2 separate regions of the Homo sapiens genome follow, and region 1 is linked to region 2. A link is an interaction called in ENCODE POLR2A ChIA-PET data of the cell type or tissue named here. Cell type or tissue: B cell. All regions are shown on one strand. Each heading gives the region's core, and the rest is flanking DNA. Links, peaks and the distances in the headings are about the cores only. Region 1 holds the start of ELMO2 (engulfment and cell motility 2). Region 2 overlaps SLC35H1 (solute carrier family 35 member H1).

The links. Peaks named below come from ENCODE experiments on the same cell type or tissue, not always from the same donor. Only the 100,000 strongest peaks of a DNase experiment are listed, where the experiment ranks them.
Region 1: POLR2A ChIA-PET joins it to region 2 with 7 read pairs; 16 of 35 experiments call an interaction of 5 or more read pairs at or near these places.

What each region holds. Positions count from the first base shown.
Region 1 is chr20:46,395,320-46,407,383 of GRCh38, reverse strand. ELMO2 (engulfment and cell motility 2) reads left to right here and starts at 769. Exons shown (of 22, transcript NM_133171.5): 1 at 769-836; 2 at 8,613-8,687. LOC124904917 (a long non-coding RNA gene) reads right to left here. Exons shown (of 3, transcript XR_007067614.1): 3 at 9,365-12,064. It overlaps LOC105372633 (a long non-coding RNA gene), which reads right to left and starts at 605. Exons shown (of 4, transcript NR_146919.1): 1 at 536-605. RefSeq lists enhancers at 1-61, 512-571, 329-958, 959-1,588 and silencers at 578-1,052, 742-1,331. In B cell, for the core only: no CTCF peak of the experiment used is centred there; a DNase peak (open chromatin) is centred at 5,921.
Region 2 is chr20:46,331,122-46,348,523 of GRCh38, reverse strand. It overlaps SLC35H1 (solute carrier family 35 member H1), which reads left to right. Exons shown (of 10, transcript NM_015945.12): 10 at 1-2,540. Among named protein-coding and RNA genes, the nearest start is that of SLC35H1, 25 kb to the left of the region's middle. RefSeq lists an enhancer at 10,500-11,001. In B cell, for the core only: no CTCF peak of the experiment used is centred there; no DNase peak of the experiment used is centred there.

The sequences.
Region 1 (12,064 bases), core at 4,733-7,232, 55 kb before region 2:
ATCTCGGACCCTCTCTGAGCCTCAGTTTCCTCATCTGCAGCGAAGGGATCACGGTGCTCCCTCCATCACACGGCTGCTGTGAGCATGAAGAGAGACAGCAGGAGTGAGTCCTTGGCGCGGTGCCCGGCCTTGTTCCGATCCGCAGGTGCAGTGACGAATGCCACCTCCCACGGATCCCTTCCAACAGCACAGCTGAGTTGTACCCTTCTGCCTCTGCTCAGCGCCCACGGTCAGCCCTGGGTGCCGGTATAATTAGCTCCAACTCGGTGGTGAGCAGCGCGGCTGCTCACAGCCTCTGACACGACTGTCACCTCCCACTCAGTTCCCCAAACCACAGCTATCCCCACTGTTGAGTGTGCGGTAAGTGCCCGCTGGGCACAGGGCGGAGTGCCACCAGAGGCCCGCTTAGAGCTCACAACCTATGATTTGACACAGCGAGCAAAAGCCTTTTCCTTCACTCTAGGACTGCATACCAAAAAGAAAAAAAAGTTTGGGGGAAAAAGAAAGCTGCCTCTTGGGTTAGCTGGGAAATTACCTTCCTTCAGACCCTGTAGCCCGCAGGGGAATGGCGTCCTGTTTCTTTAAGAGGCCTCCACTAGGGGGGCGGGGACGGCCGGCGTTTTTCCCCTCTACCGGCAGCTGTGCCCGCCCCTTCTTGAGTGACAGACAAGCAACCTAATTGAAGAAAGAGACTTCAGCGTGACGGCGAGTCGGAGCAATAGAAGCCGGGCCCGGCCTGTGCGGGGCGGGGTCCCAAGAAGGCGGGGCGGGCGGAGGCTGGAGGAGCCGCCGAGCGGAGACCCGGGAGCAGGAGCTGGGCCTAGGTCTGCGCCCTGGTGAGTGAGGGGCGCCCTGGGGGTCGGGGCGCGGCAGGCGGTGGAGAGGGGCCCGGCCCGAAAGACGCAGGGAAGAGAGGCCGGGCCGAGCGTTGCGGCTAGCGTCTGCTCCGGAGGCTGAGGGGCTGAGAGGGCGGGCCTGGGCTGGACCGCGCCGGCTCGTCAGGCCCCCGAGGGGTGGCGGCCCTGCCGGGGCCTTAGGAAGGGAGGAGAGACCGGGTCCTGGACCCAGAAGGGGCGTCGCGTGGCGGAAGAGGGCGGGCCAGGCAGTCAGGCACGGGGGCTGGGCTGGGCAGCGGTCGGAGGGAGAAGGAGGGAGGCGTTGGGTGGGAAGATCGGGGAGGGGCGGCAAGGAGAGGGCTGGGAAGAAGCCGGAGAGCGCTCGGGGCGGGCCCGCACGAGTTGAAAGCCCGGGGTCATGCTCAACCTGGACCCGGCTGCCCGCGTCCACCAGTCCGCCCCGTGGATCCTGCTGGCTCAGTAGCACCCCGGTGCATGTACTTTCCACCTCCTGCGCTCACCCTTGAGTTCAGGCCCCTCTCGCTTCCTGCCTGGGCAGTTGCAGTGTGTTAACTGGTCTGCCCTGCGCAGGCACAGGGGCCCTTCTCCTGTCGGCCTTGCACCGTGCCCAGAGAAACCTTTCCTTTTTTTTTGAAACCTTTCCGAGACGGAGTCTCGCTCTGCCGCCCAGGCTGGAGTGCAATGGCGCGATCTCGGCTCACAGCAACCTCCGCCTCCCAGGTTCCAGCTATTCTCCTGCCTCAGCCTCCCAAGTAGCTGGGATTACGGGCGCCTGCCACCACGCCCAGCTAATTTTTGTATTTTTAGTAGAGACGGGGTTTCACCGTGTTAGGCTGGTCTCGAACTCCTGACCTCAAGTGATCCGCCCGTCTCGGCCTCCCAGAGTGCTGGGATTACAGGCGTGAGCCACCGCGCCCAGCCGAGAAATGCAGAGCAGATCTGGATGCTTAGGGCATGAAACTGGCCCGGCGTCCCACCCCTTTGTAGGGTCAGATCCAGAACCTCACCCAGGCCCTGGAGATCCGGTCCCGCTGACCTCTCCCAAGTCTGTCTACTCGTCCGTCCGCTTGCTCAGTGCTCTCCACACACTGGCCTCTTTCTGTTCCTTCTACATCCCAAGCTCCTGCCTTCCTTGGGGCCTTTTATTTAGTATTCCTCCTCCCTGGTCTGCTCTTCCTCCCCTGGCTTAGTCTTGTAAACTCTTCTTCATCCTTCAGATCTCCGCTTAAGCATCACTTCTGCAGGGGAGGCATCCCTGTCCCTGACTTTTCGACCAGTACCCCACGTTTATCACCCTGGGTACTTGTCCTTAACAACACTTGCACAACTGCAATTTTACATTTATTTACAAAAGTATTGATATTTCTCTGTCCATCCCACCAGATTGTAAGGTCCACGAAGAAGATAGTGTCGGTTTTGCTTCATGTAGTATCTCTAGCATCTCACACAGGGCCAGGCAATATAAATATTTACCAAATAAATAGATGCAGGGTTTGAATTTGGCAAGAGGAAGGGGATGTGAATCGTGGTCACTGATGTCCTACCTGCAGGGGAATGAAACTGACATTTGGAATGCTTTTTGTGTGCCAGGCTCTATGCTAGAGTGATGCTGCTGTCTAATAGAAATGTAATGTGAGCCATAGATATAATTTTAAATTTTCTAGTAGCCACATTAAAAAATGGAACAGCTGAAATTATTTTAGTAATATATTTAACACAATATATTCCAAAATTATATTATTATAACATAATCAATATTAAAACATTATTAATGGGATATTTTACGTTCTTGTTTTTTGTACTAAGTTTTTGAAACCTGGTTTGTATTTTACACAGAGGGCAGCCTGTGCCACTTTTCAAGTGCTTAGTAACCACCTATGGCCAGGGATTGTGGTATTGGGCTGTACAGTGTCACACACTTTGTATACCCTCTAGAGTCTTTTGAGATAACTGTTGTTATCTGCACTTTACTGATATCGATAGTGAAGCTTCTAAAAGAGGTTGCCTGCCGGGGATAATTCTAGAGTTTGTAAGTGGAGGAGGTGAGATTAGGACCTCTATCTGTTCATCTTCAGTCTGGTCTTTCTATATATCTGATGTGGACTCTAGGAGGTGCAAAGGAAGTTTGAGGGTACAGGAAGTCAGGACCAAACTTCTTTAAAAACTTCAGTGTACAGCATATTCTAGCTTGTTCTGTGCTCAGATAATGTGTCCAGATGTAGCAGTACCACCTGCCAAGGTGGCTCAGCAAGAAGCATATTTGATGCAGTTGAAGAAAACCCTGCAAGGCAAGTCCTTTGACCTGGTCACCATACCTCGGCCCAGCCTGGACTAAGTCTGGTCCCAGGACCTGGATAGAAAAAAACACATACCATGCAGCATCTCAGAGGTGCTGAGAATACTAGGCTTGAGTTTATAGCCTGGCTTTTCTATTTTTTTTTTGAGATGGAGTTTTACTCTTGTCGCCCAGGCTGGAGTGCAATGGTGCCATCTCGGCTAACTGCAACCTCCACCTCCCACGTTCAAGCGATTCTTGTGCCTCAGCCTCCTGAGTGGCTGGGATTACAGGTGCCTGCCACCGTGCCCGGCTGATTTTTGTATTTTTAGTAGAGACGGGGTTTCACCATGTTGGCCAGGCTGGTATTGAACTCCTGATCTCAAGTGACCCGCCCACCTCAGCCTCCCAAAGTTCTGAGATTACAGGCGTGAGCCACGGCGCCCGGCCTACAGCCCCAGTTCAGCAATTGCTCACTGAGTATCTACCACGTGACCAGCACTGTTGTAAGCCATTTTTGGTGATTGGGCGGTGTATGTCATAGCCTTCATCTTCAGGATGCTTCAGGTATACTTGGAAAGACAAGACTGGATCACATAAAATGACTAGATGGTATGCAAGGCATCATGAGGTGTAATGAAGAGCCAGAATCAGTATGGGCTGGAGGCTGCAAAGTGGCTGTCTTGGCCAAGCTGCATGATGTGTTTTTAAAAATGTTGGATTTAAACTCCTCTAGGCAAGGTGGTACTTTGCAGTGTTACAGACCCTACATGGAGGCTGCTTGTTTTATTTACTTACCTGCTTGGCTGCCCAAGACATTTGAATTTATAACCCTATTAGGCATGCTATGCTGGTTTCATGTGAGTCACTAGAAAATATTTGTTGAGCACTTCTTATTTGCCAGGCATTGTATTAGCTGCTGCTTTGGAACTGATCATAACATTTTCCAAAGTTCTTCCACTGGGAAATAGTAATAATAATAGTGGAACACCAACAAATGCTTTGCCTTTTGTATTGACTTTCCTCCCGGACTGCCTTCACATATGCTCTCTTATTTTGTCAACAATACACAACATACCTGCCTAGCAGGTAGGGCTTACTGTGTTGGGGAAACGTGGTTTCAGAGCTTTTGCAGTTTCTTCAGGTTCACACGGTTAGAATTCTGCTATTATGCTTAGTGCTTTATTATCCCACTTGATGCTCACAACAGCTTTACGGGGTAGAGTTGATGCTAATCCCCATTTTACAGGTAAGAAAATCGTTAGTGCTAAGATCCAAGTTCAGGCCTTTCCCACTCCAGAACACAGCTCCTAACTTGTTAAGCTACACTTCCTCACTAGAAGGCCAAAGTTGGAAGAAAGCTCAAAAACATCTAGTCCAGCCCCCGATGTAGATCAGGACCTGAGGTCCAGAAAGGCTTGTGTTTGTGGCAAAGCTGTGCTGCAGGAGGAGGACTAAACCAGAAGTGGGGGCCTAGGCCTTCTTTTGTCCCTAACTGGTGGCATGGCCTTGCCAGCTTCTCTGGACTTCAGTTCCCTTATTTATGTAATGAAAGGGCTTGGCCTGATTTTACACTGAGAACAATGCTGTGCTGTTATGGTCAGTATTGAAGGAGTTCACAGCCCGAGATTTTAGTTGTAACCCAGGACTCTTCCCAGCACACCACACTCCCTCCCTACCCAAGCTCCATCTCCTTGTGCAATCACGGTTTTCTAAAGTTTAATTCTGAAGTTCATCTGTATTTTCCATCTCAGTTTCTGTTTCCTCTCATTTCCAAAAACTGAGGTAAGTGGTTTGTAAACACTGACTTTTTGTAAATTCATCTCTTCAGTCATTGTGGTTAGGGATTTGGAAAGTTCTAGGCAATTAATAATCCTCAGTCAGTAGTGTTTTCACTCTCTTCTGAAGGCATTTAGGTCTGGAGGCACCCTGGAGGGAATTTTCCTGTGGAATTCTGTGGACACAGCTATGTGGCAGGCAGTGTGCTGCAAACTGGGGGAAGAGTAGATGGGGGAATAGACTTAGGCTTCATGAGTCCTTGCCCTCAGGTTGTCAACTCTCCTGGAGCTGTGGGTCAACCCTGAGCATCTGAGAGTTTATAAATGACCTGGGGTGTGTGTTGATGGTGCACAACCAGAGTTGAGAACCACTGTTTCTCGGACCTTATCTGATCTAGAGCCTATGTCCCAGACTTGAACATGCACTTGAACCACCTCAGGATCTTGTTTGAAGGCAGATTCTGATTGGGTGGGTCTGGGCTCCCAGGGATACTGCCGCTGCTGGTATGCACATCACACCTATCGTAGCCAGGGAAGAGACTGCACATAGAGAATTATAAATCAGTAGGATCAGGAAGGTATGTACAGAAGACTGGGATCACAGATGAGGCTGCAATTAATTTTCCCTGAGGTGAGAGGATTAGGAAAGCCACATAGAAGAGTGATTATCTTAGCTGGGCCTTGAAGGTTGAGTTGAAGTTTGCCAGCTGGACAAGGAAGAGGAAATAATAGCACAAGCAAACATACAGACTCAGAAGAGCATGGTTTTTCAGGGAACAGGTGGTCTGGTGAGAACATGGCATCTGCAAAAGCGAATCTGAAAGCCAGTTCCACCACAGAGCCACGGTGGAACTGGAGTAAGTTGAATGCTCTGCTAAGGAGCTTACTTAAGCACTATTCTTTAAGTATAGGAACACTACAGAAGGTGTCTGTGCAGGATAAGAGAAGACCCAGGCCATTCTTACAGCAGGAATCAAGATGAAGAAACCCAAATAGTTCCCCTGCCCCCACACCCCTTCTCACCACACCTTTGCCTCTATGTAAGTTTGTGGCTTTTTACCATGTGTGAATGAGTCCTGTGTCTAACATACTTCAACAAAAAGGGGAAACCTCAGCTGCTGTTGGTATGGTGGTCCTTCCCAGGGCTTCCAGCAGTAAACATAAGAACCTTAATCTCTGCCAGTCAAATCCTCCCTTTTCTGTACCTCAGAGTCTGATCGTCATTCAGTGGACTGAACTAAGGGAAGTTGAATCACTTCTCAGATGAGAAGATTTCAGAGGGGGAAGCCTTTATAGAGATTGTGTTCTCGATTAGAAAGGGCGTGACTCCAACTTGCCTTCTTGATGAGGTTGCATTCTGTTGCAGGAAACATAAACCAAACTTACCCATGCCTCCTTCACCAAATCAAAAGCCAAATAACTGAACAAAAAGTACACATCCGTTCTTATCCTGAAAGGAATAGGGGGAAGGAGGGGAGCTGGAAACCTGGCATTCTTCATCCCAAATTCCTTACTAATAGGAGGAGATCATCTTTCACTTCATTCCTTAAGATTCGGTTTCCAATCCTGCTCTCAGAATCCAGCTCCGTGAAGCAGCAGTCACTGCATGGGTGATTGATAAAGCTCCATGGGGCTTCTGTAACAGTGCTGATTTTATAAGCACACCTTCTAGAAGCCACTTAGAGACTGCTCCATTGGAGACACTAATGTTCCTATTTTTCTCTACTTTTCCCAGCTCTGTGTTTGAAAAACTGGCCTTTCATTCTTATGACTTATAGTAAAATTGTCATCAGGTCAGTGTGTGCCTGTCTCCTGTTTTGTAGCATTTTGAGTTTTCCAAATCATCCTTATATCTGTAATGCTTAAAGAGGAGTGGAAGGTAGAAGGGTGGGGAGTTGTTTAATCCGGAAGGGGCCCTCTGGGCCTGGATATGGAACTACAGCTCCCTTATGCTGGTGGTTTGCAATTGAGCTACAGTACTGCTGAGTGGCGGAGCAAGAGGCTATTTATAACCCTGAGAATTTTGCAATGTTACTGAATTCCTTTGACCTAATTTCTACTTCCTTTCTAGAATGAAAATGAAGGGAGTAAGCAAACACGTGCTGGAAGGGTTCCCTATAAGGAGATCCTTTATCCTGGGAATATTATCTGGAGAACAGAATTATTTCTAGTCTCCTATCTCCTGATGTTTCTTTTCGATAGGGAGAAAAGCAGAGGGAGGTTTTCCTCTTTCTTTCAACTAGAGTTAGGGGTGCTAACCCTGATTTTTCAGTAAGACTTATTCTAATGTTTGATATGAAAACAACAGTTTTTTATTTTATTTTTATTTTTTAATAGAGACAGGATCTCACTTTGTCACCCAGGCTAGAGTTCAGTGACATGATCATAGTTCACTGCAGCCTCGAACTCCTGGGCTCAAGCAACTCTCCTGCCTCAGCCTCCTGAGTAGCTAGGGACTACAGGCACACGCCACCATGCCCAGCTAATTTTTATTTTTTGTAGAGAAATGTCTCGAACTCCTGGCCTGAAGTGATCCTCCTGCCTTGACCTCCCAAAGCATTGGGATTACAGGTGTGAGCCACTGCGCCCAGCCAAAACAAACTGTTAAACAATGGAAATACTGTGTAGTTAGAGGGTATTGGGACGCAGAGGGAACACCAGACAGCCTGCACAGTTCATGCCTGTCCCTGTCTGTTTGGAGCCAGCCTGGTTCACAGGAGTGGAAGAAATCAGAGCCATTGGGTTTAAGCAGACACAGGTGCTTACTGAGCCTTCACTGGACACCAAGTGCTGTGCTAGGTTATGAGACTGCAGAGTTATACCTGTTCTGGAGGAGGAGCTAGTGGAGATGTGTAAATATGTAACTGTAATAGAGTATGACAAAATCGTACTCATTAACGGAAGTATGAACAGGATGCTGTGAGAACACAGAGGCCCCTGTCCTATTTACTTTTGCCAGGGAAAGTAGAGAAAGCTAAGACTAGTACAAGGAGGAGGTAACATCCGAACTAGGCTCTGATGCTTGAATAGGAGCTCTTCTGACAGTCAGTAGGAGGAAGAGAATGTGCAAAGGTACAGAAGAATTGAAAGAACATGGCCTGCCTTATAGAAATAGCCCGTAGTCCAGGATGGCTAGATTGTAAAGGACCAAATAGCACACGAGGGAGTGTGGCCCACCTGTAGACAGTGGAGAGCTGTCTTCTGTTACAATGGTGAGTTCTTGCTGTGAAGGTTTCTTAGCCTCAGTGTGCTTTGGTTTCAGATACACAAACCAGAAATCTCCACAAAGCACCTGCTGCGGGTCAGGTGCAGAGCCACCTGCTTTCTCATGGCTTTCCAGCAACACCAGACAACCTGGTATCAAATTCTGGCTGTGCCACTTGCTAGCTATGTGACACTGAGCCTTCTACTTAACTCCTCTGTGCCTCCATTTTCTTATCTCTAAGGTGGGGATAATAACATACCACACAGCATTGCTGTGTGGATTAAATGAATTAATATATGTAAAGCCCTTAAAATAGTGCCTTAGCATTATGTAATTGCTAGCTAATGTCATCATCTAAGGAAGTATTATATAGAGCGATGAGAACTCGCTTTGGAGTCCTAAGACCTAGGCTTGAGACCCAGTTCTGATGTGTTGGGTTGATTTAGTTTTATTTCTTTTCCCTCCCTTCATTTTTTTTCTTTCCTTCCTTCTTTTAGGAGGGAGGTGTAGAAAGAGGTACATGGAGAACAAGTTTGTCAATCCGTCTGAACTTCAGTTGCCTTACCTGTAAGGTAGGAATGTTTTTCAGAGTTCTTATGAGCATCAACTATAATAATGATATAGAAGTGAGCAATCAACTATAAAGAGGCTACCTGGGCTGGGCACAGTGGCTCACGCCTGTAATCCCAGCACTTTGAGAGGCCGAGGCAGATGGATCACCTGAGGTCAGGAGTTCAAGACCAGCCTGGCCAACATGGTGAAACCCCGTCTCTACTAAAAATACAAAAATTAGCTGGGCGTGGTGGTGAGTATCTGTAATTCCAGCTACTCAGGAAGCTGAGGCAGGAGAATCGCTTGAACCCAGGAGACAGAGGTTGAAGTGAGCTGAAATCATGCCATTGCACTTCAGCCTAGGCGACAAGAGCAAGACTCCATCTTTTAAAAAAAATTTAAAAAAATAAAAATAAAGAGGCTACCTGTACGTTACTACTAGATATATGATTACTATGAAGTTACCATATAACCGATCTGTTTCAAACAAATCAGACTTATCTAGTGGGTAAGAGCAAACCCATGGGTTTTGCTCTCATTAATTCAGCCATTGTTAATTAAGTGCTTACCCAGTACCATCATCATATGCTAGTGATGCTGCTGTCTGCTCAGACCTCCGTTTTAGAGTTCCTGCAGAGCTTGGGGGCAGCTGTGGTCTTAGGCGTATTAGTTGCAATGAGTAGAAACATAGACTAGCTTAATTTATAGGAGTTTTATTGGCAGGATACAGTGGACTTTCAGGTACCCCGAGCATAGGAAGTAATAGCCACATAATCTGGAAAGTTAGCAGGTAATGGCTTTTCCATCTCTTTCTGATTTCTGGCCTCAGTTCATTTAGATATTTATGGATTCCTCCTGCAGAATCACTTCCTCTGAAAGGCTCTTGGTTTTTTATTCTCCATATCTTTGGCTCGTACGGATCTTTGGCTTGCCATGGTATTCGCTCTGAAGCTTACTATGATCTTACTTCTCCAGGGTCATTATCACCCAGTTCCCTTAGTCTGTGTCTTTTATTTGTTTGTATGTATGTATGTGTGTATTTATTTATGATGGAGTCTCATTCCGTCGCCCAGGCTGGAGCGTAATGGTGCAATCTGTGCTCACTGAAACCTCCGCCTCCTGGGTTCAAGCTGTCCTCCCTGCCTCAGTCTCCCGAGTAGTTGGGATTACAGGCGCCCACCATCATGCCTGGCTACTTTTTGTATTTTTACTAGAGACGGGGTTTTGCCATGTTGGCCAGGGTGGTCTCAAACTCCTGACCTCAGGCGATCCACCCACCTTGGCCTCCCAAAGTGCTGCGATTATAGACATGAGCCACCACGCCCAGCCAGTCTCTGTCTTTTAAATTCAAGAGAAAGAACTGGAATAGTTCAGCTAAAGTTGGGTATTCACTTTAGTCCCATCAGCTATGGCAGGGTTGTGGAGAGTGTCATTCAGTTCAGAGAGGCTGCCTGGGCTTTGTGGGAAGGACAGAGTCACTGAGAATGGGGGCTTATTAATATCTTTCAAATAGTTTGGTGGTTGCAAATCTCCATGCTTTAAAATGTATACGAATTTTTGAACAGCCGAGAATCATTCAGGGCTAACTTTAATAAAGAGAGAGTCAATCTAGGATATGTCATATGGGGTCAAGAGAAAATAATAGCTATAACCTAATGAGCTTTAGCTTAATCTCCAAAGACGGCGTTCAGAAAGGAGTTAAAAATCATGGGGTTTGTTTCTTAGCAGCACCATCGAAATTAAGGAAGGGTGTAACTTCATTTGGTAAGGACTTTAAAATGGGCATCCTCACTTGGATTTTTTAAATTCCACTTAAGAATCATGGACTTTTAGACTTAGAAGGCACCTGAGACATGCTTTAGTTCTACACTCACATCTTTCAATAGAAGAAAACTGAGATTTGGTTAAAGGGCCATGTATACATTGTGAAAGACCTAGGATTGGGTCCTGAGGCCTTTGGTTCTAAATCCAGTCACTTGTTTCAGCAGGGACAATTATCCCAGCCCAGTGTTCTTTCTGTTGTACCTTCTGTGCCTGCTTATTTTAAAAATAAGAAGAAGCCAAACTAAACAAATGATCTAAAAAGTCATATCGTATAGTTCCATTTATATGAAGTACAAAACCAGGCAAAACTCATGGATGATGATAAGTCAGAAATTCCCCTTTAAAGGACTGGAAGGATTGACGGGAAGAGGAAGTATGAAGTAATTTTCTAGGGTGATGAAAATGTTCAGTGTCTCGTTTTGAGTGCTGGTTACAGGGAGATGCATGTGTATATTTATATGATGTATATTTATATATACAAACATATGTACCCTTAAGCCCTCTGCATTTTATTGTATGTAAATTATATCTCAGTTTTTAAAATTGACCTCACAACCGTGCAGTCCTGTCTACTAATTGCAGCAGCTTTGCCGATAAGGATAAGGATGCATCTCTAAGCATCCAGAGATTGATGGCGCCACCCCTAGAACAAGAACTCCCTGTCTTGCTGTAACTGGAGCAGAGCATTTTCCCCAGAAATTATGCAGATAGGGCCAGTTTCTTTTCTGAGGTTTGTCGTGTGTCTAGGCACATAAAAATTACATGTGAAAAATTCTGCCATGAGCTGCAGAAGTTATGGAAGCCTTGGGGGCCATAAGGCCAACCCACTTCAATCCCTTTAGGCTGCGTTTAATTGCAGTGGACAGAAGTTGAGGCTGGCTCAAAGGAAAAGGGGAAAGCATTGGCCGAAGCCAGTCCAAGTTCTGTCAACCGTTATGACTTACTAGCTGGGTGACCTTGGGCACTTAACAAAACACTGAGCTTTAGTTGTGCCATCTTCAAATGGAGGTGATAATCCTGTTCTGCCTAATTCGTGGGGCTGCTGGGAGGACACAATAAAATAAGTGAAAGCACTTGGAAAACTAGTTCCTTTACATTGTCATGTTCTGGAAATGCTGGCTTTTTATGACAGTAGACTTCTGAAGCATCCCATTCTGACTAGGAAATGGTCATGAAAGCATCCCTCTTTCTGAGGCCGATGGGCTTGTGGGGGACAGGACTTTTACTCCTTTTCATCTAAGAGGTTTATACTTACCAGGCTGTGAGAACTGACATCTGTGTTTGGGCTGAAAAATTGATAGCATACATGCATAATAGCCTCGCGACAGCTATGCTTTGTACGCCAGGAGAGGCAGGTGGTCCCCATTAGCGAGGCATGAATTGTGGGTGAATGGCTAAACCTGGAGGATGCAGAAAGGTCTTTTTCATTAAGAGAGGGGCCTCTCCTGAACTTGTAGGCAAGGAGTGTAAATATACATTGAAATAATCCATCAGCCAAGTGACTTCCCTTCGTCAGACCTTGGAGAGAGAATGCTTTAGTTACTGCTTGGAATACCAGTAAGCTATCAGAGTT
Region 2 (17,402 bases), core at 526-3,025:
CTCAGAGGCCAAGATTAAAGGAGGCTCGTGCTCCAGCTGGATGATGTGGGAAGAGCCAGCCAAGGAGGGGGGCCAGGGCCTCCTCCGTCTTAGAGGCTGCTTGGGATGCAGGCTGCTTGGGCGGCAGGGGGAGTCTGCCAGAGCCCCGCTGGCTCAGGTGGATGAGAGCTTCCTGTCTGCTCCCCCACTGCCCGCCTCCCAGCACAGGGAGCAAGCGTTGCTGTCTGGTGCAGTAATTACAAGGTGCAGAGCGGGGGCCCTTACCTCGCACATGTTGGGTTCAATGACAGCCCTTCATTTAGCAGCAATTACCAGCTGAACCTAAAGGAGGGCTCCCTCTCCTCCCCCACCCAGCCCACCCAATCGCCTGGCCTCCCAGGCCAGACAGCGTCCACCTCGGCATTGAGCCCTAGAACCACCCATGCTGTCTGCAGCCATTGCATCTCAGGGCTGCAGCATCACCATGGCAACGCGGTGCTTGCACAGGTTGAGGGGAAGCTGAGGATGTGACTTGTCTCTCCAAGGCTGTGGTGTCTGTCCCCACACAGCCCCAGCTCCGAGGCTTCTGCAGAAGGGGCGGAGAGAGGACTGACCTGCAGGTTCGAGTTTCAAGTGCTTACCTGCCCACCACCTCTCCCAGGGGCCCACAGTGGAAGGAAGGTTAATGGCTCCAATATGTGAGGACGTCCACAGTTGGTGTTGTGGTGGCGGTGAGAATGGGCTGCAGTTTGCCTGTGGGAGGGACCTGAGCCATCAGGCAGGGCCCGGCATACCTTCATCTTCACTCCGGTACCCTTTTCTGCCTTGAGGGCTCAAGGGATTGTCTCCATCTGTTTCTGCTTTATCCTGCTGTGAAAAACCTGAAAATCCCAGTGGCTTGAGAGTAGTTACATGGCACCAAGAGAATTCTCCTCATGGTACTTGCTGCAGCTTCCTGCATCACACACTAGTGATGGACTGAGGGTGGGGACTCCCAGGCCATCCATTTAGGTCGACAGCATTCAGTGAGTACTGGCTACATGGCAGACACTGCCGGACTTGGGGACAGAGACATTCATTTTTGGAGTCAGCCTTCCTCCCAGCCCAGGAAAGTGATGAGGCAGTGGGCTGGGGAATGGGGAAGAAAGAACAGAAAAGACCGTTCACTGGGCACCATCTAGGCCTTTGCCATAGGTTATTTAATCTGTAACAGCCCGGTGCAGTAAGGACTGATTGTATTTCTTTCCTAGCTGTGGAAACTAAGTTCCAAGTGGTTAAGCATAACGATGGCTAAGGATACAACCTGCAGACGCCGTAGAGTGAGAGACGTGTCTCTCTTTGCTGTGATTAGCTGCGTGCTTTTGGACACGTTGCTGATCTTCTCCGAGCCTGTTTCCTTGTCTCTACAGAAGGAATAATAATACATACACCTGAAGGAAGCTACTGTGAAGGTGAAATAAAATAATGTAGGTAAAGCACACAGTGCTCGGCTCATAGTCATCACCACTCAGGAAATGGAGCAGGAAGGACGTCACATAACTCGCCCAGATGAGAGGAGGAGCCAGCGTTGGAGCTCTGGCCTTCCAAGATCCCCATCTCTGCTGCAGTGTCTGGTACTGAGCATGCACTTAACAGATGCTTTTTTTTTTTTTTTTTTGACATGGAGTTTTTGCTCTTATTGCCCAGGCTGGAGTGCAATGGCACGATCTTGGCTCGCTGCAACCTCCACCTCCCGGGTTCAAGTGATTCTCCTGTCTCAGCTTCCCAAGTAGCTGGGATTACAGGCACCCACCACCATGCCTGGCTAATTTTTTGTATGTTTAGTACAGGGAGCTCTAAAGCTGAGATGCCTTTCAGAGTTGTCCCAAGTTGGGGTGAGAGGTTCATGGCTTTACGCCACAGCATTTTTTGTATTTTTAGTATTTTGTATTTTTGTATTTCAGTACATGTTGGCCAGGCCGGTCTTGAACTCCTGACCTCAGGTAATCCACCTGCCTTGACCTCCCAAAGTGCTGGGATTACAGGTGTGAGCCATCGCACCCGGCCCAGATGCTTGTTTTTTGAAGGAATTTCCACTAGCGGAAACTAAAGTGGGGATTTTACAGGTTCTAACTTCCAAATGACTTGCCCTGTAAGAAGGGGCTGCTCCCTCCCACCACCGCCCATTCCTGCCAGCCTCCGGTCTCCCAGCCATCCCATGGAGTTTTCACCCTAACTGCACAGCCCTGACATCAGCCACGTCCCTTCACCCCTGCTTTGTAGTAACCAATTAGCTTAACGTCTGTTCCCATGGTTATTTAGTTTCGTTGGCAACTAACATACTTCCCAGAAACAGGCCAGCATCTCCCAGTCCCACCACCATCCTGCTGGTGGGGCCGTCCTCTTCTGGATGTCAGATGAGAACTCTCCTGCTGGGGAACAACAGAAGGACAGAACATAGAACCAGAGGAAAATGCATTCAAATGCATTCCATCAGTGTTTCTGGACAGTCTACAATGTGCCCTGGCCGGTGATCGCTGCTGGAGATATCGAAGTCATTAAAACATGGTCTCTGTCCTCAAGGAACTTCTGTAGGGCTTTTTATTTTATTTTATTTTATTTTATTTTATTTTATTTTATTTATTAGAGATGGGGTCTTCCTCTGTCTTCCAGGGTGGAGTGCAGTGGCACAATCATAGCTTACTGCTACCTTGACCTCCTGGGCTCAAGTGATCCTCCCACCTTAGCCTCCTGAGTTGCTGGGACTGCAGGCTTGTGCCACCATGCCTGGCTTCTGCAGGGCTTTTTAATCCAGTGGATTCCCTGGGAATTAGATTCAGAGATGGAGATTAGAGTGCAGGACATTTATTAGAAAGTGGTCTTGGAAAAATTACCTGTGGAAAGGAGAAGGCGGCAGGTTAGGGCAGAGGGGAAGTTGAGCTTCAAGGCAGTCCTACCAAAAGCCTCAGCCAACCCCATGGGGAACTCTAAAGCTGAGATACCTTTCAGAGTTGTCCCGAGTTGGGGTGAGAGGCTCATGGCCTTACACCACAGCATTGACCTGTCATTGGAAGTGAGCCTGCCCCTGGAAGGAGATGTGACTTTGGGTAAGGCAGTTTCTTCAAGACAAACCCCAAAGAAGGATGACTGCCGGACTCCCAGCAACTGAGGAAATAAGTCCTTCACTCCCAACCGGAGACCTGAACACCACATCACAGTGTCTACCACAACCAGGGTCCACAGTCTGGCTTCAGGGATGACCAGGGATCTCTGAAGAGGAAAGCAGCATCCAGCATGTGTGTGCATTTACATGTTTTTCTGGGAGACAGTGTCCTTGACCCCCAAAAGATTAAGAATCATTGGTCTATGGAAAGCCAGACTCATTCAAAACCGTGTGATCAGAGATGTACATGGTAGTTGTTCAACAAATATAAAAGGACGGATGGATGGATAATCGATGGATGGGTTGGTGGATGGCTGGATGGGTGGATGGACAGTTAGGTAGATGGATGGAGGGGTAGATGGATGAAGGATGGATGGATGGATGGATGGAGAGATGGATAATGGATGGATAGATGGATAGGTTGATGGATGGATGGGTAGATATATGATGGATGGATGAATGGGTGGGTGGATGGATGGATGGATGGATGATGGATGAATGGATGGTAGATGGATAGGTGGATGGATGGGTAGATGGATGATGGATGGATGGTGGATGGACAGATGCCATAATAGTTGAATGTATGGGAGCCACAGGAAAGGGAGCAACCGTCTGGGTCAGGAGGAGAGCAGACTTCCAGGAAGAGCTGACCCTTTTGAATTGAGTCTTGAAGACTAAATAGAAGTTTGCTAAGCAGACAAAAGAGGCGTACCTTGCAAGGGGAAAGCAGATGCGAAGGTGCAGAGATGTGCGTGAGCTTGAGGTTGGTGTGTTTGGCTGCTGTAACAATTTGTTCACCCGTGGCTGGCCAGAGGTGCACATGGGGAAAGAGGAGGGGGAGCGGGGCTACTGATCCATCTTTGAAAAGAGGAGGTATCCTGATAGGATTGTTCCATCATGTTATTTTGAACAAGTAAGTAGATCCTCTCCCCGCCCCCTAACAGTCAACAGTGGTATCTCTAGCATGAGGAGGGGGAAGAGGGAGGTCCTAAAATAATTTCATGCGAGTAAAGAGCATTGGGTCATTTACCACATCCTTTTCCATGCTTGAGCTCCTTAGTCCTGCAATCCACCCTGGGAAGCTGTTGGTTCTGAACAGCCCTGCTTTCCAGATATGAAACAGGCTCAGAGAGGCCAAGTGACTTGCCCAAGGTCACTCAGCTCTTTAGCCACCAAGCAGACAGCCCTATAGCCCAGCAGGGGCTTACACCTCCCAGAGCTCAGCAGCCCTGTGGTTGGGATGGCAGGCAGCCTCACTACCCTCCTGAGATTAGGTTACTCTGGCTAGGGACAGAAAAGGTGGCCCACTGTAGGGGGCCCAGGGCCTGGCGGCATCCTGCTGGCAATATTTTGCTTTGCGAGGAATCCCCCACTGAGCCCAAGCCTCCCATCCTGTTCCTGGGCTGCCCCATGAATTAAACATGCCCCCATGGTTAACTCAGTAATGCTTTTATTAATAGTTAATTACTCAACGTGCACTGGGGAAATGAGACTCACTCAGGCCTCGTAAATTAAGGCAGTGATCTCGTGAAGGAAGCCAATGGGAGTTCATTACCCCAGCCCCTTCCGACATTGTACCTCTGGGCTTGCCATTTAGCGGTGCTAAACGAGATGCGCTGGCGGGGGCAGGAAGGGGGGACGCGGGGACAGGAGCCTTCTGCAGGGGGAGGTGGGAACTGGAGGATGAGTGTCCACCAGTTTCCTGGGAGAGAAAGGGCCCTAGGAGATGGGGCGGAAGCATCAGCTAGGAAATGTGATCCCTGCACCTTGGCAGCTTGTCATCTGCCTGTGTTTCCTGTCACTGCTAGGGACTCGGCACAACCTCCAGGGATTCCCAGATGGGGCAAGGCCATCTGTCTCAGGTGTGGGACTCCCTCACCCCGTCTGGGCCTGGAACCGGCCCTGCCCCAGCCTCTGCTGGTGGCGTCCCCCCTCGTGCAGCCCTTCAAGCCCTGGGTAGGGAAGAGCAGATCCCTCCTCAGAGTCCAGGGCCCTGGCCTCCCCTACCCCTGCTCTCTCATTTCACAAATGTCGAGACTTCCCCTTCTAGTTTTTGTTGTGTCTGAAGCCAATTTCCCATCCTGACTGTGCTGCCGAGCTGGATAAGGGGCTTGCGCTAACCTGGTTTCGTTTTTCTAAATTTACCTTTCTCCCAGGTTTTGTTTCCCAGGAGACAGAATCCCCTCTATTTATCTTCCTAGGAGAAGACAGCCAATGTCCGCTTTGAACCTACTATGTGCCAGGACCTGTCCCTGTGGGTTATGTTCGTTGGCTTTAGTTTCTAGCCATGTGACTCCACCTCCCGGGGTGTCTGTTTCTTCATCTGAAAATGGAGATGATCATAGGACCTGAGTCTGGAGTCACTGTGATGATTAAACGGAGTGGTTAGACACTGCCCAAAACATGTCAGCTCTCTCTACGGGGCAGCTGTCATTACTTGCTTCTTCACAACAGTGCTGCCAGCTGGAGACCGTCCCCATTCTACAGATAAGCAAAGTGAGGATTTAAATACCTTCTTTGAACTTGCCTAAGGACACACAACCCAGAACTTCATGTTGCCAAAGTTTATCATGTTCCTTCCTTAGAGGCGAAGTGGGGCACCGATCCCCACTCTAGGAGGGCACACTGGCCAAGCCTGGGAGCCAGGAGAGATCTGCCCATCTGTCCTTGAGTCACAGGGTCTCACCAAGGCAGTGTAGGATGAGACGCAAGGCCCTGCAGTTGGGCTGGCCCAGGTCCAAATCCTGCCATACCCACTGGTCATCACTTTAACCCCTGGAACCTCAGTTTCCACTTCTGGAGGAATGGGCTTGAGGTAGCACCTGGCTCCGTGGGCGGCCATCAGGGCTTCCGTTTGGAAGTGCCTGACATCTCGTAGTCAGCTTTCAGAGCTCTCTGCACCTGGGCTGCTTTATCTGTAACTGGGGATAACAAAAAACGTCTCTTGCTGGATTGTGGAAGACCCTACAGAGATAAAGGGCACCAATCTGCCTTTTGAGCAGGCAAATGTAAAACAGGTGAGCTGCTGGTGCAGAGGTCAAGGCCCCTCAAAAACAGTTTAGCAGAGCTGCTGGGGGTTAAACACTGCCTGGGTGGATGAGGTGACTGCTGGCTTGATGAGGGCTCTCATGGGTCCGTGATGCAGAGGGTTGGGGACGGATCACCACCCAATGTCCTCCTCAGCTCCCAGCTGCTTTGCCAGGCAGAGGTCAGCCTCTCAGCTGTGACTCCCCAGGACTGCCAGAGCCACAAGCGGGCAAGAAGTCTGGGGTGGGAGATTGAAGCCTCCCCGGTTAGGGAGCACAAGTCGTGAAGGAGTGCGGCTCGGGGTTCATATATAATATGTAGCATCAGATTTAAATGTCACTGCTGCAGGCGGCTGACCCGGGTCCAACACAATGGGCCGCAAGGGGCAGCGCCACCGCCTCTTCATCTTCCTGGCGGTAGCTGACCAAAGGGAGGGAGATTTGGTTTCTTAAAAAACTAAACAGTTGTTGAGCACTCTGGCGTTGCCTGGGCAACAACTGAGGGGGAGAGAGAAGCATCTTATTGTTTAAAGTTATTCTTGCTCGATTTCAAAGGGCTGCTCTGAAAAGACCACATTCTCCAAGCAGCGTGGCTGGTCCTCTCCGCCGTCCCCGCCATGCCATCCCAGCTCCTGCCCTCCCTCAGCCCCCATCCCCACTTCCCAGCCTGAGGCTGCAAAAGGGGTTGTAGCTGTGCTGGACATCAGGGCGCTGGAGACAGCCTCCCTCATGCGCTCTGTGCGTTCATCCGCAGGGCAAGCAGAAACACAGAGACAACACGCCGTGCTACTGCAGCCACCCCCGACCTGGACATGTGGGCACAGGGGCACTGTGGTGCTTGGTGACTTAGGGGTCAGCTCAGCACAAGTGCCTGAACTTGGGAGTGGGCAGGGAGGGACGGGGGTGTCTCCATCATGTATGTTCCAAATGTGAACATCTTGGTTTTCAAGCCCAGACGGGGGCAAGGAGAAGGTGGCCGTGTCAGGTCATTACTCAGGGGCAGTGGCTGAGTGCAGCCCCATGATCCCTCAAGAGCATGCCAAGTGGCCTGTTGTCTGCACCCCTCTGCCCCTCCTGCAACGCTGTATTGGAATTGTTTATTCATCTCTCTTACCCACGAGACTGTTAGCTCCCTGACAGCAGGGCTGCGTCTATTCATCTCTGTGTATTCTAACAAGCTGCCTCAAATCCTTTCAGGAGCAAGGCAAATTCTGAAGATCCGAATGAGATGTACATATATTGTTAATTAAAAACATTTAGAGGGTGAAAACATACACATGATACAGAATTCAGAAGATTCAAAAGGAATAAAAACCCATGTGTCCTGGTGCTGAGTTTCCCTCCATAGGGGCACTCCTAGTTCCCAGCATCTGGTGGATTCTTCTAGAGATATTCTGCTTATATAGACACAGATGGGCCTAAAATAAGATATATTGGCCGAGTGCGGTGGCTCACGCCTGTAATCCCAGCACTTTGGGAGGCCGAGGCAGGTTGATCACTTGAGGTCAGGAGTTCAAGACCAGCCTGGCCAATATGGCAAAACCCCCGTCTCTACTAAAAAATACAAAAATTAGCTGGGTGTGGTGGCACACGCCTGTAACCCAGCTACTGAGGAGGCTGAGGCAAGAGAATTGCTTGAACCTGGGAGGCAGAGGCTGCAGTGAGCCAAGATCAAACCATTGCACTCCAGCCTTGGCAACAGAGTGAGACTCAAAAAAAAAATATGTTATTCATACCTCCAGCCCCCCATCTAGCACGGGGCCCAGTGCATAGTAGGTGCTCAATAAAAGCATGTTGAATGGATGCATGCCCAGATGAACAGAAGTGGATGAAGGATGGGTGGGTGGGAGGGTCAGTGGTAGATGGGTAAATAGACGCAGCTCTTAAACTATTAGTTCTCTTTTCTTTTTTTTTTGAGATGGAGTCTCGCTCTTTTGCCCAGGCTGGACTGCAGTGGCGCTATCTCTGCTCACTGCAACCTCCGCCTCCCGGGTTCATGCCATTCTCCTGCCTCAGCCTCCCGAGTAGCTGGGACTACAGGTGCCCGCCACCACGCCCAGCTAATTTTTTGTATTTTTAGTAGAGATGGGATTTCACCGTGTTAGCCAGGATGGTCTCGATCTCCTGACCTCGGATCTGCCCGCCTCAGCCTCCCAAAGTGCTGGGATTACAGGTGTGAGCCACCGCCCCCGGCCTATTAGTTCTCTTTTCTTACAGATATATGGATTCCCCGAAAAGAAATTACTTGAGACAAAGACGGCAGACCCGGAATTAGACACAATGAGTCTGGGGGGCTATGTTATTCTGAGGGAGATGTCCAATAAGCAGTTAAATTTGTAGTTGTACCCGGTGGGAATTTTATTCTACTGCTAATAACAAAACCTAATTAGAATTTTTTGACTCCATAAAGCCCCACCTTGATATCAAGAATATCAGGGTCAAGGTCACTGTGATTTCCTCATGGTCCCAAAATGCTTTTGGGGAAAGTGACCTTCAACCATCCTGTTCATGTTCCAGGGAGGAAAAAGAGGGGCAAAAGAAGGAGTCAGCTTCCTATAAAAAGCCTGTTCCTGGAAACCCCACCAGATGACAGCTCCAGTATCTCCAAAGCAACCCGTCACTGCAGAGGAGGCTGGGAGAATTGGCCTCTGAGCTGGGCACATTGCTCCCCCAGGTAATATTGGGGGCTATTAGTAAGGAAATGGAAAAAGAGGAGGCTACTAGCAGTTTTTGCCACATGGGTGAAGAATCCAGGGAGAGAGCTGGCTGGAGGATGGAGATGGCAGGAAAGCGAGTTCCAGGAGTGGCATAAGCCAAAGCAGAAGGGTGAAAGTTAATGGCTCTTTTAGTTCCTCATAAGCTCTGCAGGCTCCAGTCTCAAGATGCATCCTGAATGGGGCCACTTCTCCAGTCTCAGCCTGCTCCAAGCCACGTGATCTTTCACTGGATGCTGCAGACCCCTAGCTCCTGGTCTTCCTGCTTCCCCTCCTACCCACTACTCAGTGCCCCATTCTCTGCCCCACAGCCAAAGGGATCCTTCTAATTGAGAAATCTGAATGCATCACGCCTGACTCAGAACCCTTCCGTAGCATCCCACCTTGCTGGGAATACAATCCCGAGTCCTCACCAAAGCCAGACCTTACATCATGTGTGGTCCATGCGCCTCTCTGTCTTCTCCCTTCGCTGGTCACTTTGTTCCAGCCACCTTGGCCTCATTGTTCCTTCTTACCCCAGAGCCCTTAGACTTGCTGTTCCCTCTGCCTGCAATGAATTTGACTCAAATCTTCGCATGGCAGCTCCTTTGCCCACTTTATGTTGCTGATCAAATACCACCTCCCCGGAGAGGCTTCCTTGACCACTCCAGCTAAAAACCCGCCCCTCCTCCCCATCCATCTCCACTCCAGGAGTTAATGCATCTGGGGCCATGGACCCCTTGGCCCTGGTGAAGCCCTTCTCAGAATAATGATTTTAAAGGCATAGACGAAAATACATAGATTTATCAAGGCAGCCAATTATATAGAAATCGTTTTCAAAATATTTACAAAACAAATGAGTGATACAGTACTAGATGCACTTCTTTATTAATGCATTAAATAACAAGATCTCGTGGCAGTTCTATTAACCACAACAATTTTGAAGCAGTGATGAGTGTCAATGATGTTTCAAAATGTATGCAACAACTGTAATGTGATAGGAAATATCTGATTTCTGTTGGTGACAAAGTCACAGGCACTGCTAATACTACCGTGGTATGTTGCCAACATTTATAATTGAAGAAAAATGCGATATTTTAGTTACAGGTTAGTGAGATAAAAATATAATTTTTTTCCTCCTCTAACTTCACTGACCCCCTGAATTCTATCTCTAGATGCCTTGGGGCAGGGGGAGGGTCTGGTTCTTTTTTTTTTTTTTTTATAAGTCCCTTTCACTACCCAACATCATACATTTATTCGTCAACTTGCTTTCTGTCAATTTTTCCCAGAAGAGCAGAGATTTTATCTGTTCTGTTCTCTGCTGTATTTTCAGGACCTAGAACATCTGCCAGGCACATAGTTGATCAACAAATATTTTTTAAATAAATGAATAAGCAATAGAGGAGGCTGGAAAGACAGGGAGGCTTGAGGCAGATGCGAGGGGCCTTGAAAGCCAAGCACAGGAGCTCGGCTGTGACTGGTGGTGATGGACTCACCCTGGGAGGGGACGCCAGCCTGGGAGAGGTCACTGTGCCCAGGGCAGCCAGGCTAATAGGTGGCGTGACTGGGGGCGTGAGCAGACTGGCTGTGACCACCTTCCAAAGGCAGCTTTCAGAGGGAGGCCCAGGCACACACGAGTCCCTGCATCAGCTGTGGATGTCGGCAGCCACTCCACTCCCTGCTCTCCCCGCTCCTCCTCTGGTCCCTTGGAGGTCAAGCAGAAACTTGGAGAAGCCAGGCTTACAGCCCTGTCATCATTCTTCAGCGTTTCCCAGGCAGTAATAGTGTGCCAGGCACCAAGGGCAGGGCCCACGGGGCTCTGGGGAAGGAGAGCCCCAGAGGTCATGATGCACCGCGGGGACGTCTCCACGGCAGCTATTGCAGACAGACCCAGTGTGTTGGACCCAGGAGCCACAGGTCACCCCTCCCCAACTGGGGCTGGATATTCAGGGCCACGAAGGAGAAGCCAGGGAAATAGCCAGCTTCTGGGATCAGACCCACTTGGGTGGAATTTCAGCTTGGCTGCTTGTTTACTAATTGCATGCGGTTGAGCAGGTCACATAACCACTCCAAGCCTTGGTCTCCTTTTTTTTTTCCTCGAGACAGGGTGTCACTCTGTCTCCCATGCTAGAGTGCAGTGGCGCAATCTTGACCCACTGCAGCCTCAACTTCCAGGGCTTAAGCGATCCTTCCACTCAGCCTCCCAGGTAGCTGGGACTACAGGCATGCACCACCAGGCCTGCCTAATTTTGTAGCTTTTTGTAGAGCCAGGGTCTCCCTATGTTGCCCAGGCCGGTCTATAACTCCTGGACTCAAGTGATCCTCCTACCTGAGCTTTCCAAAGCACTGGGATTACAGGTGTGAGCCACCGCGCCCAGCTCAGTGTCCCTTTCTAAAATGAGAGTGGTTTTTTCTACATCATAGATTTTGGGTGAGGATTTAATGTGGGAAAATAACAGATCTAAAGCAGCCAGCTCAATGCCAGATGCATGGTAGATGCTCAACAAATGGTTGCCCTTGTCCTTGTGAAAATAGCAAAATGACTTGACAAGGAGGCCAGTAGTCCTCTGAAGCCAGCATCCCTGCATAACCTGCCTCAACACCCTGCCCAAAACGGAGTAGGGGGAGAATAAGGTGGTAACCTGGGAGCCAATAAGCTGGGAATGAAGAGAAAAGACATGTTTTGGAACCATGTCTGGATTCAAATCCCAAGCTCTGCAGTTTACAGCTGTGTGACCTCAGGTAAACCACATCACCTCTCTGAACCTCACTTTTCTTTTTCATAAAACAAAGGTAATCCCTTCTTCTCACAGTGCTGTGAGGGTTACTGGACAAGTGTGCACAGAATGTGTGAAAGACCTCTGGGACAGGCCCTGACCCGAGGTCAGCACTCAGTCAACAGCAGCTTGGAATACGTGATCACAGCCCAGCCCAGAGAGGGAACCAAGGAGGATACAGATCATAGGATTAATCCCTTGCATTTGTCAAGTGTTTCACACTGTGGAAGGAGCACTCACTCACAACCGTCTTTGCATCTGAGCCTCACTTCAGCACTTTAGGAATGAGAGGATGGAGAGTTTTTAACTTTTAAGTTCAGGGGTTACAAGTGCAGATTTGTTGTATAGGTAAACCCATGTCTTGAGGGTTTGTTGTACAGATTATTTTGTCACCCAGATACTAAGCCTAGCACCTATTAGTTATTTTCCCCTGCTCCTGTCCCTCCTCCCACCCTCCACCCTCCAACAGGCCCCAGTATGTGTTGTTCCCCCTTTGGGTCCATGTGTTCTCATCATTTAGCTCCCACTTGTAAGTAAGAACATGCAGTATTTGGTTTTCTGGTCCTGCGTTAGTCTGCTAAGGATGATGGCCTTCAGTTCCATCCGTATCTCTGCAAAGGACATGATCTCGTTCCTTTTTTATGGCTGAAGTACCGAGAGTTTAATTTTTTTTTTTTTTTTTTTTTTGAGACGGAGTTTCACTCTGCTGCTCAGGCTGGAGTGCAGTGGAGCGATCTTGGCTCACTGCAACCTCCGTCTCCCGGGTTCAAGCGATTCTCCTGCCTCAGCCTCCCAAGGAGCTAGGATTACAAGTGTGCACCACCATGCCCGGCTAATTTTTGTATTTTTAGTAGAGACGGAGTTTCACCATGTTGGCCAGGCTAGTTTCGAACTCCTGACCTCAGGTGATTCACCCGCCTTGGCCTCCCAAAGTGCTGGGATTACAGGCGTGAGCCACCATATCTGGTCCTTGATCTACATTTGACAAAAGAGACACAGAGCTGTGGTGGCACTGGACTCTCAGAAGCAATCTGCTCAAAGGTCACCAGCCAGTAAGGTTTGGGGCAGGATATGAAGCCAATTATCTCCTTTCCTGTCTCTTTTCAAAATAGACACTCATTCATTCACTCAAGAGATGGTCCCAAGCTAAGCCCCAGGGAACTGGCAATAAATAAGGTAGACATAGCACCTGCCCTCAAGGAACTTCGAGTCCCGTGGACTCAGGATGCTCCCCCCACACTTCACCGATTTGAAGGGAGACCTATTTTTGCTAGATTTTCCTTCAAAGAAGGAAGGCAAGATCTAGCAATCTTGCCCACTCGCAATCTTGCATCACTTGCCCAAGGTCACTCAGCATCAGATCTAGATGACAGATAGGGAAGTGCCTTGAGTCTAGAGTTATGGCCAGGAATAGGAGCGTTCTCTGTCCTTGGGGATGACATCCACTCACTAATAAGCCCAGAGATAGACACTAGGATCCCAGGATGAATAAGAGTCCTAAAATGAAGGATTCCACAGCCAAATGCACTGGGAAAAGCTACACCATCTCCACCCCTCCCTGCAAGTCTGCTGCTCCTGAACACACTGTAGGCTCTCTGAAAATTTCTACAGAAAGAAACCACTTAACTCGATGTTTCTCAAATGTACTTGACCATGTGAACCTTTTTTTCCAGCCACACCTACTGAATTTGGAGTATGATAGGCAGAGGAAAGAACACAGGCTCTGGATGGGATCAAACTGTCAAGATATTAAAACACAGAGGAGGGAAGGTCACTTGCCCAGGTCACTCAGCATCAGATCTAGAGCCTGGGTCTCCATGCTGTTGCTAACATGAGAAGATCCTTAAGGATATTCTGCCTGGCCTCCTCTCTCAGAGAGGTGGCCCTGACAACCTGCTATGTGGTAGTTCATTCTGGAGCTGCTGATTCCTTCCTAGCCTTTGTGCAAATTAAAAGAAGGTACCACCTTCTTCTGGGCCAACAAAATCCCATGTCAGAGCACATGGATTGCAAAAGTGTAGTATGGGCTGGATTTCAGCCCCCACTTGCCCCCTTAGCCAAGCACCCTGGTGCAGGACACAACCTGTGCAACTGTACATGGCCACCCTTATTAGCCCTTTCCTCATTCCTCCTCACTCATTCTACCCTTGGCCACTTCACGTGAGGGGCGCCCTCCCCTCAGTGCTGGGCTGAGGCTGGTGTGGGAACAGCCCAGTTGTTGGGGCTGTACTTCCAAACCCCAAAGCAGCATCAGCCAAAGGTGCTGACTCAGCAAACCTTAATTTATCTCACAGGCCAGGGGTGCGCGTGAAGCAATTAGTGAAATAATGGTTATGTCGCACTAAAAATTATTTATAGAGTCACCGTGCACACAGCTGTGATTAAATTAGACAACCAGGGGGACTTTAACTGCTGGCGGAACCAGCATCCCAGGCCCGGGCTGCAGCTGGCTGGGGGTGGGGCAGGGTCATGCTTCTGGTCTGCTCACCCACTCCAGGCAGCTGAGCCAACCCTGACCCAGGCCAGGACATAGGGGGTCTACCTGGGCAGGGGTCTTGGGAGGAATCCCTGTCCCAGAGAGTCTGCGCTGCCAGGAGCCCTGAAAATAAACAAGTAGGGGGCTTTCACACATTCAAGGCTGAGCGGCAGGAAGTTTGTTCACGTGGAGCCTTCCGCAGCCCTTCACGAGTGAAAGAGACGTGGACTGAGAACCAGAAAAGGTGGTCCCGGAGCTCCGCGGGCTTGGTGTTGACTCCAACAGTGGCCCCCGAGAGCCCAGATCCCAGCTGGAAACCATAGATCGGTGAAGCCCTCTCATTTTACAGTTGGTGAAACAAAAGGCCAGGGATTTCCTCTCTCTTGTTCCTCCAGCAGACATCAGGAGACCTTTGATCCAGCTGGGATCCTGGATGAACTCTTTCCCCTCTCTGGACCTCAGTGTATCCCCCTGAAAAGTAAAGTGTTGCACAGGCAACAGATATTGATCAAGCACCTATTGCCAACTGGATACTGTTCTGTGTTTATATTTATTGCCTTATTCAAGTTTGCTTATATTCTTCTTTAGCTCCTCACAACATTCCTATAAAGTACGTATTATTGTTGCCACTTTACAGATGGAGAATCTGAGGTTCAGAGAGGTGAAGATATTTGCCCACAGTCACACAGCAAGTGAAGCAGAGCCGTTTTTCTAAAGGCCCATCAGACTGTAATGATAGAACATTGTGGTACACTGGGCTGAGATGCTGCAAAACGAAAACAGAACTTCCTTTGCACCGGCTTCTGGGCAGGACACTTGAGATGCCTCATTTCATTTCATTAGCAGCCCCTCAGGGGTAGATGTGGAAGCTGAGTCACAGAGTGGTTCAAGCCCCCTGTGATTGGCAGGGCTTATTTTTATCAGCAAGACCTGAGCTAAGGAGCTCCAAAGGGGTTGCAAATGGAGCTGCCCACAGGGGCCCAGCAAGTACCAAAAACAGACCTGGATGGTGGCTGTGGCCATCTGGACTCCCTTGCAAGCTCTGCCTTCAAATCCATCTGTTACCATGATGCAGCCCCAAGTTCAGGCCACCCACGTCTAGAGCACAAACCTTTGCCCAAAGACCAGAGCTACCTGTGTGATTTCAGGATTCTCCCTGGGAGCTGATGGTACCAGCTGCTCCGAGAAGTGGCAGCCGGGCGGAGAGTGTGGGTGGCAGTCAGGAAGCCCTCAGGGCACTGGCTTCTGGCCTGGCTCATCTGCCAAACCTGGGCCCTGCAAGCCTGGCACTCCCATCTAAGCTAAAGATAGTTTCAGACCATTTCACAAGAGTCGCAAGCCCAATCACCTTTTTACAGCCAGGGCATCTTCTTGCACCTCCCTGGCCCTGCCTCTAAACAAGCCCCTAGAGGCTCAGAGGAGTGGAGTGACTGGGCAGGGCCTCGAGGCTCAAGGCTCCCCCAGCCCCCTCCCCTCCCCTCTTCCAGCACCTTCCCCGATGCCTCCCTCATGCTCTGCTGTGAACAGGCGGGTCCCTCTCTCCAATCACAATTCTGCTGGCAAAGGGGATGAAGCTTGCTCTCCAGATGCCTCCTGCCCAGTGGCATCTGATCCAGGACCCTACAGGAGGAGGGCTAGAGGAGGAGAGGCCAGAGGATTGGGAGGAGCTGGCTGACCCTGGCGCCCTATCTCCCAGCAGGTATTTCCCGGGGAGTAACCTCTTACCCCACAAGACGCATCCTCCCCCTCCTTATTCCCCTGCCCCTGCCCAACATGGCTCCTCATTCAAACCAGGGCTGGCCTCTAGGTGCTCCCAGGTATGCGTGGGGCCTGGGTCGGCCCTGAGTCCCGCTGCTGCCTCTGGCCACTTAGCATGCAGTCCTTGTTTGCGACTGCAGCAACCAAATGAGATTAGCTTGCCTGCTCCAGCAGGTCCCCACTTGCCACCACCCACGGCCCTGCACAGCCACCAGCTGTTCTGGGAGCCTCCCACAGCCCCAGCCTGCCATCTCACCCCCATCACAGTTGGGCCAGTGAGGGGAAGGTAGGGAGAGGGTAAACAATCCTGCCCGGCTTTGTAGCCCCCAGATCCACCACCGCTCCCCACCAGGCCTTCTGGAGTCAGCAGTGGGGGGTAGGGATGCAGAGGGAGACAAACAGGATTCGGGATCCATCCTTGCTTGTATTCCTGGTCAGTTCTCCTCATGCCTGTAATCCCAGCACTCTGGGAGGCGCAGGCAGGAGGATCACTTGAAGCCAAGACTTTGATCTTGAGGCCAGGAGTTTGAGATCAGCCTGCACAACACAGTGGGACCTCGTCTCTACAAAGTTTAAAAATTAGCCAGGCGAGGTGGCACGTGCCTGTAATTCCAGCTACTTGGGAGGCTGAGGCTGGAGGATTACTTGAGCCTGGGAGGTCAAGGCTGCAGTAAGCTGTGATCACACCACTGCACTCCAGCTAGGGCGACAGAGCAACACCTTGTCTCAATAAAACAAAAAGGAAAAACCAAAACAAACAAAGAAAACTTCCTGGTGGGGAGCAAATCAGGAGGGCCTGGCTGGCTTCACCTAGACTGCCCCTCCTGTTGAATCCCCAGCCCAGCTGCCCTCCCTCCTCTGCCCCTGCGGGCCACAGGGGAGCCAGCAGAAGGGCCTGGCTCAGCCCGAGGCCTCCCTGCAACCCTCCCAGCCAGTGAAGGGTGTGGCTGGAAAAGGGGCCCAGTCCAGCCCAAGGAGTGTCCAGGGCCTGTGCAGGAGACTGGCAGGAAGAAAGTTTTCAAGAAAGCTGAGCTCCAAACCAGGCGACCGGAGAGGCGAGAAACCCCTTTGATGTCAGGACTCAGGTGTAGGTGTCTCGTAGAGGATTCCCGTGTTCCTGCTGACAGTCACAGCTGCCTCCCTGACTGTGGTCCTGGCTCGCCTGTGTCCTCCAGCAGCTTCTTTCTCTGACCACCATGCCCCCATCCCTCCCAGGTCTGTATCCCACAGACCCCCTGCCCAGACAGCACTAAAATCCTCTCGAGGCCACCCCGAGGCTCCTTTCCTAGCTGGGCTCCCACCGAGCTGCTGCCCAGCACACACCTCTCCTCACCTCTCCTCATACTCCCTGCCTGTCTCCTTCCCCTCCTTCCCCTACTCCCCCGACCTTCGAAGCCCAGGCTGCGGCTCCCGCACTGCACCCTCACCTCACACTTCAGCCCTGCACACATCAACTTGCGCTTCTCTCTACACGCACTTGCTGTGTAGCTTCGGGCAAATCACTGAACCACTTTGAGCCTCACTTTCCCCATCTGTAAAATGGGAGTGATC